2 separate regions of the Homo sapiens genome follow, and region 1 is linked to region 2. A link is an interaction called in ENCODE POLR2A ChIA-PET data of the cell type or tissue named here. Cell type or tissue: B cell. All regions are shown on one strand.

Region 1 (5,000 bases), 520 kb after region 2:
CCTCCCAAGTAGCTGCGACCACAGGCGGCCATCACCACATCTGGCTTTTTTTTTTTTTTTTTGTATTTTTAGTAGAGACGGGGTTTCACCGTGTTAGCCAGGATGGTCTCCATCTCCTGACCTCGTGATCCGCCCACCTCAGCTTCCCAAAGTGCTGGGATTACAGGCTTAAGCCACCATGCCCGGCCCTCATTTCAATATATGTAGAAGAAATATTTCAAGCAATTATATTATAGATTAAGAAGGGGACAGAGATGTAAAAGGAGATAATGTTTCTATATTTCACTCAAACTGGTAAAATGTCAACATCAGCAGATTGTGATAAGCTGTATTATATAATATACTATCTAGAGCAACCCCTTTAAGAAAAAGTGATACAAGAAGATACACTCAAAAATAGTATGGTGTAAGCAGTGGCTCACGCCTGTAATCCGAACACTTTGGGAGGCCAAGGTGGGCAGATTGCTTGAGCTCAGGAGCTTGAGACCAGCCTGGCCAACATGGCCAAACCTTGTCTCTACCAAAAATACAAAAATTAACCGGGCATGGTGGTGCATGTCTGTAGTCCCAGCTATTCAGGAGACTGAGGTGGGAGGATCACCTGAGCCCAGCGAGGTGGAGGGTGTAATGAGCCGAGATCGTGCCACTGTACTCCAGCCTGGGCAACAGAGTGAGACTCTGTCTCCAAAAAACAAAAATAGTATGAATAATCAAAATAGAATTCTAAAAAATGTTCAAGTAACCCACAAGAAGGCAAAAAAAAAACACAGAACAAACAGAAAACAAAAAATAAAATGGCAGACATAAGCCCTAACATACCAATAATTACACTAAATATAAATTTTCTAAATATGACAATTAAAAAACAGATTGACAGAATGTATTTAAAAAAATAGGACCCAATTATTTGACGTCTACCAAAATCTCACTTGAAGTGTAATGACACAGGCAAGGCGAAAGGGAAAGGAATATTCAGCAGTTAAATAATGTTGACACAACGCCGAGTGTGGTAGCTCACACCTGTAATCCCAGCACTGTGGGAGGCCAAGGCGAGTGGATCATTTGAGGTCAGGAGTTCAAAGCCATCCTGGACAACATGGTGAAGCCCTGTCTCTACTGAAAATACAAAAATTAGCCAGGCGTGGTGGCGCATGCCTGTAGTCCCAGCTACTCCCAGTTGCCGGGAGGCGGAGGTTGCAGTAAGCTGAGATCGTGCCATTGCACTCCAGAGAATGAGACTCCATATCAAAAATAATAATAATAATAATATTGACACAAGCAGCAACTTGGATGGATATCAAGTGCGCTGTGCTGAGGGAAAAAGACACGGGTCATGTAGCGTATGATTCCATTGACGTAACATCCTTGAAATGACACAATGATAGGCATGAAGAAAGACTGGTGGTTGCAGGGATCAGGGATGATGGGGGAGAAGGTGAGCTGACCATACGGAGGAAGTACAGGAAGAGCTCGGTGGAGATGGACAGTGCTGTATCTTGACCACGGTGGTAGTTACACAAATACACATGTGAAAAATGACATAAGGCCAAGAGCGGTGGCTCACACCTGTAATCCCAGCACTTTGGGAGGCCGAGGCAGGCAGATCAGTTGAGGTCCCGAGTCCGAGACCAGCCTGACCAACATGGTGAAACCCCATCTCTACTAAAAATATAAACATTAGCTGGGCGTGGTAGTGCTCACCTGTAGTCCCAGCTACTCAGGAGGCTGAGGCAGGAGAATTGCTTGAACCCAGGAGGCGGAGATTGCAGTGAGCTGGTGTGGTGCCACTGCACTCCAGCCTGGGCAGCAGAGCAAAACTCCATCTCAAAAAAAAAAAAAAAAGACATAAAACTAAACACATGCATTCTACCAGCTTTAATTCCTGGCTTGGGTACTGTACTACAGTTATGCAGAATGTAGCCACAGGGGGAACCGTGGGGCCCTTCTGCAGTATCTTTGGAACTTCTGTACATCTGTAATTATTTCAAAATAAAAAGTTAAAAGCACACACAAATGGAGGCTCCAAGCAGACGACATGGGGCTAGCACCTCGCCCAAGGTCTCCCACCTCCTCCCCTCGCCTGGGGACGGCAGGAGCTGCCCGAGTCGCCAGCCTTCAGGACCTGCTACTCTGCCTCCTCCCCTTCCTCTGGCAAGAATGCGGCAATCTCTTTCTTCAACTGCTAACTTCCCTCTTTTTTCTTTGTGGGTTGAAGTCTTTTTTTGCTTTACTGCAATTCATTGGTGTTTCAGGGCAAGAAGAGATAAATTTATGTGTTCTTTGTAACTTGTTTAATTGGAAATCCACCATATTTTTAGATTCCAATTTTTTGCTGGTAACAAATAACCTAGAAAAGTTCAGATGAGGCTGGGCATGGTGCCTCATGCCTGTAATCCCAGCACTTTGGGAGGCTGAGGTGGGCGGGTCACAACATCAAGAGTTCGAGACCAGCCTGGCTAATATGGTGAAACCCTGTCTCTACTAAAAATACAAAAATTAGCCAGGTGTGATGGTGCACAGCTGTAGTCCCCGCTACTCAGGAGGCTGAGGCAGGAGAATCGCTTGAGCCCGGGAGGTGGAGGTTGCAGTGAGCCAAGATCAGGCCATTGCACTCCAGCCTGGGTGACAGAGCAAGACTCCGTCTCAAAAAAAATATATATATATATACATATATATGTGTATATATATACACAGATGAGACAGGAAAAAAATGGACCAATCAGTGCTCTGTAAAATGGACCAATCAGCGCTCTGTAAAATGGACCAATCAGCAGGACATGGGCGGGGACAAATAAGGGAATTAAAAAAAAACAAACAAAAAAACTCTAAAACCAGATGAAACCTGAACCAGATGGCACAGGGGAAAGACCACTGAGCAGTGAGAAAGGAAACAGGTTTCCCCGCCACGTATTGACTGTGTGATCTCGGATGTTTCTACACTCAGTTTCTCAATCATTAAAATGGAAAAAATAATTCCTCCCGGATGTGCACCCTACAAATCCAAATCCGTACAAACCCCTAAGGTCACGCTCAAGGCACTTCAGACTTGCAGGGATCTTGCGAGCACCTGATGTTGAGAGGTGAAGCCAGCTAGACTTCTGGGTTGGGTGCGGACTTGGAGAACTTTTCTGTCTTACAAGAGGATTGTAAAATGCGCCAATCAGCACACCATAAAATGGACCAATTGGTGCTCTGTAAAATGGACCAATCCGCACACTGTAAAATGGACCAAGCCATGCTCTGTAAAATGGACCAATCAGCACACTGTAAAATGGACCAAGCAGTGCTCTGTAAAATGGACCAATCAGCACACTGTAAAATGGACCAAGCAGTGCTCTGTAAAATGGACCAATCAGCGCTCTGTAAAATGGACCAATCAGCAGGACACGGGCGGGGACAAATAAGGGAATAAAAGCTGGCCACCCCTCCAGCCAGCAGCGGCAAACTGCTCGGGTCCCCTTTCACGCTGAGGAGTCTTTGTTCTTTCGCTCTTCACAATATATCTTGCTGCTGCTCACTCTTTGGGTCCCTGCCATCTTCAAGAGCTGTGACACTCACCGCGAAGGTCCCCGGCTTCACTCTTGAAGTCAGCGAGACCAAGACCCCCGGGAAGGAACCAACTCCGGACACAATGTGACCTCCACTGTTTATGGATGAGAGACCTGGGTCGGAGGTGGGGAAAGGAGTTCCCTAGACAAGGACCTGAGCTCTCCCGTCTTGCTCCAATGCTGCCCCAAATGTCCTTGTATGTTCCTAACAGCCTATCACAAGCTACCTCCTGTCCCTCTTGTCCTTGAACGATCACCTCTGATGAGATTGGAACTTGAACCTGCATGGCGTTTGCAAGCCTGATGTGATGCTGGAAACTGCATTGCGGACACTGATCCAGAAATTACATCGCCGGAGAGCTCGCTCGGAACTCGGCCCAGATAGGCGTAAACGGGACACCACCCCCGGCACCCCACGGGAAATGAGAGCTCTTGGAGGTGTATTCTCTCCAACCTGGGCTCCTTCCTGCCACCCAAGGGGGGCTCCCTGCCTCCCCACCCCCACCGCATGTGCGCGTGAATTCTGAGGCATCCCCTCCAGTCTCTGCGCTCACAGATGAGGATTGGTGGCCCAGGGAAGAGAAGTCATCTGCCCAAGGTCATGAGATCCATGGTGGCAAAATGTGAGCACAAAGGTCTGGACCAGGGTGGCCACAGCAGACACGGAAATGAGACGAGTCTGTGCAGAGCTGAGGAGGGTTACCAGGACGTGGGGCTAAGCAGTGGGATTACCCGGGCGGGTGTCGAGGGGCTCCAGGTCTGGACGAGTGGGGTAGGAAGACCCTACCATGCTTAATGGAAACATGTAAGTGGTATAAATAAATCTGCTTGAAAAGCTGTGTTTGTGGCAGACGATGCTCACCACTCGTTCCGCCCTGGTCTTTCCACAAGAAGGAGGGACATTCCATCCACTCCTCAGGAAGGAACAGCCAGGAACACACCTGGTCCCTCTTCCCATCCTGCTGCAGTGACCACCGTGGTTGGTGAGATGAGAGCGGCTTCTGTGCGGGACAGACTCGGTGCAGCAGATCTCAGGTTGCCTTCTCAGAGGGGCCTGCTTTCAAGGTGGTGTCTGGGAACGGGGCTTTTGGAGCGTCTCTCCGTCCCCTGACTGCTAGGAGTGCTTTGCCGGGCCTGGACTGTTCCTGCAATGGGTTTGTGCTGAACAGCTGCTTTCCTGCTGGGAGTCTGGGATTTGGGTGGTTGCCATGCAGAGGGGCCCACGTGGCCAGCGCAGGATGCACGCCCTGGGCTCTGAGCCTCGAATGGGCTTTGCAGGTGGCCACGTGCTTCTCGGCTAGAGGAAGGAGCATGCATGGCGCCTGCACAGGAGAGCCGCAGCAGCCTGCCCTCAGATTCTCCAGACTCGGCCTGTGTCTTTCTCCCTTGCCAAGCCCATCACGTAGGCCTTCACCATGATAAACCTTAGCTGTGTGCACAGCTGTGAGTCCT
Region 2 (5,000 bases):
TCCTGGCACCGGCCTCACCTGCTGAGCTCTGGTCTCTGGTCTTGTCCTTGACGACCACAAATCACTTTCACAGTATGGGGAGTGAACTCCAGCAGGGACCCTGAGCCTGGTTCTGAACTCTGCTGTAGGAGAGCGGGGTCCCTCGCACTGTGTCCTACCCCCCAGTATTAGCACTCTGTCCTGGCTGCCCGGTACCCTGGCCCTGCCTTCTTCTCTGTCAGCAGGGGTGGTGGCAATGGCCCTTAGGTTTCATTTGGAACCACAGGGCCTGGCCTGGAATCCAGCAGGGGCTGGGCCAGGTTCTCACTGACCCCTGGCCATGGTGATGGATGGTGAGCCGGGGCCCTGGGAACCTCCGTCTCTCTAAGTGCTGTGTTGTGGGGTGACCTCGGACCTGTGGGCACACGGCTCAGTGAGATGGGGCTGGACTGACGCTCAGGTGTGCTGCTTCTTCCCTAGAGTGTGTGGCAGGCCCCAACATCGCCGCCATCGTCGGGGGCACCGTGGCAGGCATCGTGCTGATCGGCATTCTCCTGCTGGTCATCTGGAAGGCTCTGATCCACCTGAGCGACCTCCGGGAGTACAGGCGCTTTGAGAAGGAGAAGCTCAAGTCCCAGTGGAACAATGTAAGTGGCCGTCCTTGGGGGTCCCACGCAGAGGGGCACGTGCGTCCCACACTATGCGACCTCCTGCTGCGGGAGGCCGTGGACACCCGTGTGTGGCTGCACCCCGGCCTCCCCAGGCAGCTTGTCCTCTGGGCGTCCGCCGCTGTGGGTGAGCTTGGCTGCCGGTGCTGGGACCCTGGGGGGGCTGCCCCACGTCTAGCTCTTCCTCAAAGTGACGGCTTCCATGCGGGGAGTGTCCTCAGGGAGAAAGATTCTGCTCTGAAAACCTCCCACACTCACAAGCCCCTGTTTGCATTTCCCACCAGGATAATCCCCTTTTCAAGAGCGCCACCACGACGGTCATGAACCCCAAGTTTGCTGAGAGTTAGGAGCACTTGGTGAAGACAAGGCCGTCAGGACCCACCATGTCTGCCCCATCACGCGGCCGAGACATGGCTTGCCACAGCTCTTGAGGATGTCACCAATTAACCAGAAATCCAGTTATTTTCCGCCCTCAAAATGACAGCCATGGCCGGCCGGGTGCTTCTGGGGGCTCGTCGGGGGGACAGCTCCACTCTGACTGGCACAGTCTTTGCATGGAGACTTGAGGAGGGAGGGCTTGAGGTTGGTGAGGTTAGGTGCGTGTTTCCTGTGCAAGTCAGGACATCAGTCTGATTAAAGGTGGTGCCAATTTATTTACATTTAAACTTGTCAGGGTATAAAATGACATCCCATTAATTATATTGTTAATCAATCACGTGTATAGAAAAAAAATAAAACTTCAATACAGGCTGTCCATGGAAACTGGGCACTGTGTCCGCTGTATTCCCCCGACTGGCAAGGTGGCCAGGCACACGTGGGCCCTGTCCTGCCCGCTGACCTTTGCCACACAGGCACACAGCTGGCTTCAGACCATGGGGCAGGTTCTGTTTTCCCTTTTCCTTCCTCACCTGCTGGTCTATACAGAGCCCCGCTCTGAGGCCCTGTCCCAAATCCTAGGTGCATTTCCGTAAACGGTGGTGGCCCCACCAAAGAGGTGCCTGCGGCGGAGCCTGGCCAGGGCAGAGGCAAAGCAGGAAAGCGGGTACCTGTCTGCCCTCCCTCCAGCCATCTACACCTCCCCTCCAGCCATCTACACCTCCTCTCCAGCTCTACACCTCCCCTCCAGCCATCTACACCTCCCCTCCAGCCATCTACACCTCCCCTCCAGCAGTCTACACCTCCCCTCCAGCCGTCTACACCTCTTCTCCAGCCGTCTACACCTCCCCTCCAGCAGTCTACACCTCCCCTCCAGCCATCTACACCTCTTCTCCAGCCATCTACACCTCCCCTCCAGCAGTCTACACCTCCCCTCCAGCTGTCTACACCTCTTCTCCAGCCGTCTGCACCTCCCCTCCAGCAGTCTACACCTCCCCTCCAGCCGTCTACACCTCCTCTCCAGCCATCTACACCTCCCCTCCAGCAGTCTACACCTCCCCTCCAGCCGTATACACCTCCTCTCCAGCCGTCTGCACCTCCCCTCCAGCATTCTACACCTCCCCTCCAGCCGTCTACACCTCTTCTCCAGCCATCTACACCTCCCCTCCAGCAGTCTACACCTCCCCTCCAGCCGTCTACACCTCTTCTCCAGCCGTCTGCACCTCCCCTCCAGCAGTCTACACCTCCCCTCCAGCCGTCTACACCTCTTCTCCAGCCGTCTGCACCTCCCCTCCAGCAGTCTACACCTCCCCTCCAGCCGTCTACACCTCTTCTCCAGCCATCTACACCTCCCCTCCAGCAGTCTACACCTCCCCTCCAGCAGTCTACACCTCCCCTCCAACCGTCTACACCTCCTCTCCAGCCATCTACACCTCCCCTCCAGCAGTCTACACCTCCCTTCCAGCCATCTACACCTCTTATCCAGCCATCTACACCTCCCCTCCAGCAGTCTACACCTCCCCTCCAGCCATCTACACCTCTTCTCCAGCCATCTACACCTCCCCTCCAGCAGTCTACACCTCCCCTCCAGCAGTCTACACCTCCCCTCCAGCTGTCTACACCTCCTCTCCAGCCGTCTACACCTCCCTTCCAGCCATCTACACCTCCCCTCTAGCCATCTACACCTCCCCTCTGGCTGTGCCTACACTTCCCCTCCAGCTGTGTCTATGCCTTCCCTTCAGCCATCTACTCCTTCCCTCCAGCTATCTACATCTCCCCCCCAGCTGTCTATACCTCTCCTCCAACTGTGTCTACACCTCCCCTCTGGCTGTCTACAGAGCCCCCTCTGCCTCCCACTGGGGTACTCAGAGGGGAGGGAGCCAGTACTGCTTTAGTGGACGTGTGGAAACAGCCCTGGGCTGTGCCAAAGCTGCTCACGGCCCCAGAGCAGAATTCAGCACCAAGCTCCACACAGATCCTGCCTGAGAGCTCTGGACACAAGCAGGCTGCTGGCCGTGGTTGCAGTTGGTGAACGTCTCAGTTCTAGCACAGGAAGGCCTTTGTCCTGGGAAACCCCTTAGTTTGTCTGGGCAAGTCACACAGCTGGCCACACTGCCAGGGCCACTGCAGACCTGCAAATGGGCACATGTGGGTGGCATCTGCTTTAGGTCCCCTACTTTAAAATTGTAACTGTGGCCAGGCACGGTGGTTCACGCCTGTAATCCCAGCACGTTGGGAGGCCAAGGTGGGAGGATTGGTTGAGTTTAGCAGTTCGAGATCGGCCTTGAACCTGAGGCTGTTAAGTTAGCAGCTGTTAACTTAACAAGAGTCACACAGCACACCTGGCGACCCAGCCTTGAACAGTGAGACTCCATCTCTACTAAACATTAAAAAAAATTAGTAGTGTGGTGGCACATGCCTGTAGTCCCAGCTACTTGGGAGGCTGAGTTAGGAGGACGGCTTAGGCCTGGGAGTTGGGGGTTGCAGTGAGCTGTGATTGCACCACTGCACTCCAGCCAGGGTGACAGAGAAAGACCCTATCTTAAAAAAAAAAAAAAAAAAAAAAAGCAAACAAACAAACAAACCAAAAACGAACTTCTAACTGTGTGATAACCTCTTACTGTATATGCCTGGGAGACTTTACCTGGGCAGGTGGGAGGAGCTAGAAATGGCCAGATGCTCCAACACCGCTCACTTCCCAGCTCAGGGGTCCCCACTCAGCCTGCACCTGGGGCTTTAAAAGCCCCTGCCCTGTCGGAGAAGGGCTGCCGTGACTGGTGTTCAGTGTTCCTCGGGGAGGCTGCTGTGCAGCCAGGGTGGACACCCGCTGGCCTTGAGCCTCAGTTCCCCAAGGCTGGCCTTGGCAGCAGAACAAGCCTCACCTAGAAACCTGTCAGAGGCGCATTCTTGGCTTGGCCCTGGACCAGCTAGTCGGCAGCACTCCGGGTGGGCTCAGCAATCTGGGCTTTGCAGGTCCTCCAGGGATACTGATGCACGCTGTAGTTTGAGAACCACTAGACAAAGCTAGGAGATGGAGGTCAAATTGTCGACACTGGCTGGGCGCAGTGGCTCACGCCTGTAATCCCAGCACTTTGGGAGGCAGGCCGAGGTGGGCAGATCACAAGGTCAGGAGATCGAGACCACCCTGGCCAACATGGTGAAACCCCATCTCTACTAAAAATACAAAAATTAGCTTGGTGTGGCGGCACGTGCCTATAATCCCAGCTACTCAGGAGGCTGAGGCAGGAGAATGGCTTGAACCCAGGAGGCGGAAGTTGTGGTGAGCCGAGATTGCGCCACTGCACTCCAGCCTGGCAACAAAGCTAGATTCCATCTCAAAAAAAAAAATTGACATCAAGGTATGGTCTACAGGGGTGTGTGCGGGGTGGTGATGCCCTCTCAGGAAGGAGGGATGGGGGAGGGTGACCTCAGGTGACCCAGGCAATCAGAGGGCCTGGCCTGGAGCACGTCCGGCAAAGATCAGATGCCAGCCCTGAGTGAAACCCTCCTCACAGGGTTACTGAGAATTCCAACGCAGGCTTTGGGCAGAATTGGAGTTAGGCACTGACCAGGGTGTGGCAGGCACCACCACCCAACTCACTGCAGCTGCTAACTTAACAAGAGTCACGAGGCACACGGATCACCTGCTCCCCGTTGTTCCTACAGGTGGAATCTCTGAGCCTGGACCTTTTAAGCCAAGAATTGCTTAAGGTGTTTCCCACACCCTGAATTCCAGCAGAACAGCTGACGCCAACTGGTCTGAAGGCCCCACCAAGGAACCGACTCAGCTCAGGAATGTGGTTTCTTCATCCCCTATCCCGTGACTTCACCACTCATACTCACCAATCAGCGATCCCCACGCCTCAGACCCCATCACCTGCCCAGACCCCTGAAAAACACCATCCCCAAGCCCCTCGGGAGGTGGGTTTGAGGTTTCCTCCCATCTCCTCGCTTGGCTGCCCACGCGTCTTGGACTTT

The links. Peaks named below come from ENCODE experiments on the same cell type or tissue, not always from the same donor. Only the 100,000 strongest peaks of a DNase experiment are listed, where the experiment ranks them.
Region 1: POLR2A ChIA-PET joins it to region 2 with 5 read pairs; 1 of 35 experiments calls an interaction of 5 or more read pairs at or near these places.

What each region holds. Positions count from the first base shown.
Region 1 is chr21:44,357,411-44,362,410 of GRCh38, reverse strand. All of the region lies in intron 2 of TRPM2 (transient receptor potential cation channel subfamily M member 2), which reads right to left. Among named protein-coding and RNA genes, the nearest start is that of TRPM2, 6.3 kb to the right of the region's middle. In B cell, CTCF peaks have their summits at 1,677 and 1,888; a DNase peak (open chromatin) is centred at 2,040; H3K4me3 peaks cover 346 bases; H3K27ac peaks cover 331 bases.
Region 2 is chr21:44,882,362-44,887,361 of GRCh38, reverse strand. ITGB2 (integrin subunit beta 2) reads left to right here. Exons shown (of 16, transcript NM_000211.5): 15 at 460-626; 16 at 932-1,409. The coding sequence ends at 994. Among named protein-coding and RNA genes, the nearest start is that of PTTG1IP, 11 kb to the right of the region's middle. In B cell, no CTCF peak of the experiment used is centred here; a DNase peak (open chromatin) is centred at 4,931; H3K27ac peaks cover 660 bases.